Regions from separate parts of the Homo sapiens genome. Here region 1 is linked to region 2. A link is a contact called in ENCODE Hi-C or POLR2A ChIA-PET data. All regions are on one chromosome and are shown on one strand. The core of a region is the stretch at or near the end of the contact, and the rest is flanking DNA. Distances in the headings are between cores, read along the strand shown. Region 1 overlaps MEGF11 (multiple EGF like domains 11). Region 2 overlaps DENND4A (DENN domain containing 4A).

Region 1 (2,991 bases), core at 250-2,749, 160 kb before region 2:
AGAGGGCCTTGTGAACTCAGGAGGGCTTTCTTGAGGAAGATGTTGAGCTGAGAGGCTTGAGCAACAGGTCAGAGGAAAGAGGCAGGCAGGGACAGACATTCAGGGCTGGTCCTTTAACAGTCAAACCGCAGGCAGGCCTGCCACATGGCATTTGTCCCTCTCTGTCCAGCTGTACATATTCTCTACCCTCGTGGTTGTGGAATCCGTGATGTTGGTGAAAGTGGTAATAGAAAGCAGAAGGCTGTGGAACAGTACAGGGAGCACTGGACTGTGAGTCCAGAAGTACAGTGCTCAGCCTCCCACTTCTCATCTGTGAGACCTAAGTCAGGTGATTCTACCTCCATGGGCCTCAGGCTGTTCTTAAAGGCAATCATAATAGAGCCTTCTGAAGAATGCAGCTGTAGGCATGAGAGGGGCAACTCATTTATGTGCAAATGGAGAAGGGTGACAAGGGTACCAAGGCGGGCGTGGTCTCCATCCAGATCCATGACCCCTGGGTGATCATGGCTGTGGCTTGGGAACTTCTAGGGATGAGGCTGTGGGTGGAGGTCAGAGGAACACAGGTGGGAGGATGGGTGCCAGGCTGCCCTGTGCCCACAGTGTGTGCTGGAGGATACTTTGGGCAGGACTGTGCCCAGCTCTGCTCCTGTGCCAACAACGGGACCTGCAGCCCTATCGATGGCTCCTGCCAGTGCTTTCCTGGATGGATTGGCAAGGACTGCTCACAGGGTAAGCTGCTGCCACCTGGGAATGCCCCTACCTGGGGTCAGGCCCAAAAATTCTCCCTTTGTTGCCCAAAACCTCTCTGTCCTGGTGCCTCCACTTCCAGGGATGAAATCTCCTTCTGCATGTAGGAATGAGCCCCATTTAGCTCTATAGCTAACATGATGGATTATTAGGATTGATCATTGGTATTAACTGCTGGTATCAAAGGTACTGATATTGTTGATAGTACCATTAATGCTATGAATTCTGAGACTTAACACTCCATTAGCACCTGCACAAGGAGCAGCCCGAGTTTGGATGGGGAAGAGGTGGTGCAACAGCATGCTCGAGTTTGGGAGTAGGGAAGTGAGATGAGGCCCGGGCAGCCACCTCAGGAGGGTGCAGTGCCCTCTGGGTGGCCCATGTGAATGATGTCCTTGAGGCTGTTCATGTAAAGTGCACCAATCTGATGTGAAGGGAACAGCCCCTTTCCAGAAGCCCCCAAACTAAGGACAGAGACCCTGTGGAGCTCCTTGTCTGATGGGTGAGACCTAGCCAGTACCCTTGGGGAGGTCCTAGTTAGATGGCTGAGGGAATTTCCATTCTGATGAGGAGACAGGCTCCATCATCAGGAGCTCACCAACTGAGAGAAGAGAGCTCCTGCCCTAGGAAAGTCCCCATTCTCATGGGGAAACACACACAGTACATACACGGTAAACCACAGTGTTTACCCGCATGCTCCAAATCAGTCCCCTGAGAGGGGAGGCTCGGGGGCCCTCAGAGTCCTGCTGAGTCAGTCATCAAAGACTTGGAGAGTGGGCAGAGAATCTGGGCTTAATGGGAATCCTGGGTAACTAAGCCAAGAAGTAAGTGCAGGAATTCTGGGAACAGTGCATGAAGCCCCTGAAAGCCAGGAAATGTCAGCCAGGTCCATCTTGGCATCTTGGCTCTGACATGTACTCCCCCTTCTTCTCCCTCTCCGTCTGCCCCTCTCTGCCTTCCCCTCACCCTCTGCATTTCACCGACATCCCAGCTTGCCCACCCGGGTTCTGGGGCCCCGCCTGCTTCCACGCATGCAGCTGCCACAACGGGGCGAGCTGCAGCGCCGAGGACGGGGCCTGCCACTGCACCCCTGGCTGGACTGGACTCTTCTGCACACAGCGTAAGCCCCACCTCCTGGCCTCCCAGCCACTTAGAATACCATGCTGCGGCCTACTGGCCACTGTGGGCATTGTCCAGACCAGCAGGGAGGGAGGAATGCAGGCAGCCCCAGGACTGGTGGTACCTGACTCCTGCCCCACGAGAACTGAGGAGCTCTGCAGGGGCAGCTCCAGACCTGACTGGATTCAGGGGATTGACAAGCCCAAAGTCCTGGAAGGTCAGGGCTGCAAGGTACTCCAGCAATCACCAAGACCAGACCTTCCTTGGACAGTGGGGCCCAGAGTGGGGAGGAGCAGCCTGTGTCCACACAGGAAGTAGACCCTAGCCTGACCTGTGGTTCCAAGGCCCCTCTGTCTTGGAAAGGCAACGATCACCTTGCCCCTACCACTTCAGCATGAAGATCCTGAGCAGGGAGACAACTCTGGTGCAGGGTCTCACTAGTCTTCATCCCATGCTCAGCAAAAAAAGAGACAGAAGACAGGTCTGGTTCCTGCTGTCCCCCTTGTCCCCACCCAGCAGCAACTCTCGTGACTGGAAATCCTGTTTCTCTAGGCTGCCCAGCAGCATTTTTTGGGAAGGACTGTGGGCGCGTATGCCAGTGTCAGAATGGCGCCAGCTGTGACCACATCAGTGGCAAGTGCACCTGCCGCACAGGCTTCACCGGGCAACACTGTGAGCAGAGTAAGCTGCCCTGACCCCTGATCCTGGGTGATGCTGCTGGGCCCTACCCTCCTGCAGAGGATGGCTCCCACTTCAAGGTCCACTCACTCAGGGCTCTGTACCCCTTGGTCCCTTGACTTTGGGGACAACTTCCAAGGAAAAATGCTGAGGAAGGTCATGCCTACATTATTGTTTGAAGAATTTCTCCCTTCAGTTGGTGGGGGCATTTAGGGCAGAGGTCATAGCAAGTAATGAGAGAATAGTGGGAGGCAGGATTTTTTTTTTATTATTCTTTAAAGTCCCTATGGCATTCAGATTAGGGCATGGCAGGTGGAAGATACTGCTTAAATGTGTTGCATGAGGAGGAAGTAGGGGTGAGTGGGCCCTGCTCACTCCTCCTCTGTCCCTGTGTCCCCCACTCAGTGCTATAAATGCTCCTCAACAGGAGCTAAGGGAATAGGCTTC
Region 2 (2,934 bases), core at 191-2,690:
TTAAGCCCCTTACGTAAAATGGTGTGGTATTTGCACATAATCTACACACATCCTCCTGTATACTTTAAATCACCTCTAGATTATCTATAATACCTAATTCAATTAAATGCTATATAAAGTTATACCGAATTATTTTGTTAAATTTGTATTACATTTTTTGTTGTATCATTCATTCATTCATTCATTGGAGATAGAGCTTTACTCTGTTACCCAGGCTGGAGCACAGTGGTGTGATCAGGGCTCACTGCAGCCTCAGCTTCCTGGGCTCAAGTGATTCTCGTGCCTCAGTCTCCTGAGTAGCTGAGACTACAGGCACGTGCCACCCTGCCTGGCACTAACTTTCTTCTTTTTTTTTTAGAGATGGGGGCCTCACTATATTGCCCAGGCTGGCTTTGAACTCTTGGGCTTAAGCAATCCTCCTGCCTTGGCCTCTCAAAGTGCTGGGATTACAGACGTGAGCCACTGAGCCCAGTCTGTTATTTTTATTGTTTTTGAAAAACATCTTTTCAGGCCATGTGCGGTGGCTCACGCCTGTAATCCCAGCACTTTGGGAGGCCGAGGCAGGCAGCTCACCTGAGGTTGGGAGTTCGAGACCAGGCTGACCAATATGGAGAAACCTGGTCTCTACTGAAAATACAAAATTAGCTGGGCATGGTGGCACATGCCTGTAATCCCGGCTACTCGGGAGGCTGAGGCAGGAGAATCTCTTGAACCCAGGAGGTGGAGGTTGCGGTGAGCCGAGATCGAGCCACTGCACTCCAGCCTGGGCAACAAGAGCGAAACTCTTGTCTCAAAAACAACAACAATAACAACAACAAAAAACATCTTTTCAATCCATGGTATGGATGTGGAACTCATGGATACAGAAGGCTGACTGTAGTATCTTTGAAATTTGTAATAAAGGGAAAGTACTTTTGGGTATTGACTTCTTTGAAACTTTTTTTTATATGGAAGTTACTTGAGTCTATATTTGAATTATGTTAAATGTATACATTTTTCCCCTGTGAATGAGGCTCTGTACAGTGCCCCAGAAATAGTCATGTTGTTCTTTCTCACACTCTTTGCCCTGTACACATTTCCTCTTTTGTACCCTTATTTATTCTTCTTGCTTTCTTTTTTTCCCCCTTATCTGCTAGTTTTTTCTTTTTTTTTCTCATTGCCTCTCTTCAGCATGTTTTGTTTTTAAAGTATGTATTTATTCTTTACTGAAATCTTGTTTTTAAAAATTGCTTATTGGCTCTTAACCACAAGAAAACAATAAATGCAATCAGTTTAGTAATTATCACTGTTAACAGAACTTTAAGTATCCACAGGCATATTGGGGGAAATATTTGATTGGAATGAATTTAAGTCCAATTCTTACTGTTTTCAATACAGTTATTTCTCAAACTCTGAGGCTGCGGAGTTCACACATTGAAATCTGTCATCTTTTTCAGAGAGAAACTTTCGGTAATGTGTAAGTAGTTTTTGGCTTTCATTTTGATTTGTTTCAGTTAGCTATTTCCTGTGTTAAACACAGTGAAACCTTAGTTTTCCAGAAGTCTTAATAATTTGGAATATATTCTCCATGTAATAATTATGGGTAACAAATGATACAAAATAATTCATTGAAAGATGTCTCAGGATGTGCCTTGGATCACAATTAATTCAACACCATTTATTAGAGACAAAATCTTCAATGTGAAGTATACGGTTCCCTTTTAGTAGTTATTTCCTGCGTTCTATTGTGAATGAGTTCAAATTATTAAATTTTGTGAAAAATACCCAAAAGAACTAATGAAAAGGAATTTTATGAATAAATTTATCTCAAATATTTACTTATAATAGCTAGTTATTTCCAAGGATAAGGTGGTAGTTCTCAAAAAAACTTATTAAATATATGTTTTCATGATAGTACTATATCTCTTCTGTTTCCGCTTTTTTTTTGAGACAGAGCCTCCCTCTGTTGCCCAGGCTGGAGTGCAGTGGCGTTGATCTTGGCCCATTGCAACCTCTGCCTACAGCGTTCAGGTGATTCTTGTTCCTCAGCCTCTCAAGTAGCTGGGATCATAGGCATGCACCATCATGCCTGGCTAATTTTTGTATTTTTGGTAGAAACGAGGTTTCACCATGTTGGCCAGGCTGGTCTTGAACTCCTGACCTCAAGTGATCTGCCCATCTCGGCCTCCAAAAGTGCTGGGATTATAGGCATGAGCCACTCTGCCCGGCCTCTTACCCTTCTTTCTACGTAGCAAGACATAAAACTATTTTATGCAATAGTGACTATCTGCTTTAGTTTGCCTGCTTTAGTTTGTTTATTTATTTATTTATTTATTATTTTGTGACAGAGTCTCACTCTTGCCCAGGCTGGAGTGCAGTGGCATGATCTCAGCTCACTGCAACCTCCGCCTCCCAGGTTCAAGCAATTCCCCTGCCTCAGCCTCCTGAGTAGCTGGGATTACAGGCGTGCGCCACCATGCCCCGCTAATTTTTTGTATTTTAAGTAGAGACGGGGTTTCACCGTGTTAGCCAGCCTGGTCTCGAACTCCTAACCTCAAGTGATCTGCCCGCCTTGGCCTTCCAAAGTGCTGGGATTACAGGCATGAGCCACCACGCCTGGCCATGCTTTAGTTTAAATAACATAAAGTTAGCATCTAGGAAAAAGGAGGATGTTTTAGTTTCTTCATTATGATGGAATGAAAATACTTTACCAGAGTAATTTTTAAGGTTATGTGTATTTAGAGCTTATAATATAAAATTCATGTACACACGAAAGCACATAAATAAAGGCTGATATAACCTTTGACCTAATAATTCTATTTCAACAAATGTATCCTGAAGAAATACTAGAGTTGTGTCCAGAGGTTTATCAAGATTATTCATTGTACCCTTTAAAAAAAATTAGCAAAATAAGTAGAAGTAATAAATGATCTACAGTAAGCACATAGGTCAAAA

Evidence for each region. A loop is a pair of places that touch in the nucleus more often than their neighbours do. ChIA-PET counts read pairs that join two places held with the same protein, here RNA polymerase II (POLR2A). Pooled maps may share reads with other maps.
Region 1: a loop to region 2 is called in a pooled map, with 4 times the contacts of the local background. The contact joins two enhancer-like sites. A Hi-C loop is called at or near these places in 1 of 37 single-sample maps with no recorded cell type and 3 of 50 pooled maps. POLR2A ChIA-PET finds 5 or more read pairs at or near these places in 5 of 52 experiments (GM12878, RWPE1, T-cell and 2 more).

What each region holds. Positions count from the first base shown.
Region 1 is chr15:65,915,704-65,918,694 of GRCh38, reverse strand. MEGF11 (multiple EGF like domains 11) reads left to right here. Exons shown (of 26, transcript NM_001385028.1): 16 at 601-729; 17 at 1,739-1,867; 18 at 2,419-2,547. Among named protein-coding and RNA genes, the nearest start is that of RAB11A, 48 kb to the right of the region's middle. Within about 2 kb of position 1,499, at least 2 of the 41 ENCODE cell types and tissues checked have a DNase peak (open chromatin) inside an H3K27ac peak, as active enhancers do; they include GM12878, where a contact is called at or near this core.
Region 2 is chr15:65,759,882-65,762,815 of GRCh38, reverse strand. DENND4A (DENN domain containing 4A) reads left to right here. Exons shown (of 33, transcript NM_001320835.1): 2 at 1,378-1,456. Among named protein-coding and RNA genes, the nearest start is that of DENND4A, 31 kb to the left of the region's middle. Within about 2 kb of position 1,440, at least 3 of the 41 ENCODE cell types and tissues checked have a DNase peak (open chromatin) inside an H3K27ac peak, as active enhancers do; they include GM12878, where a contact is called at or near this core.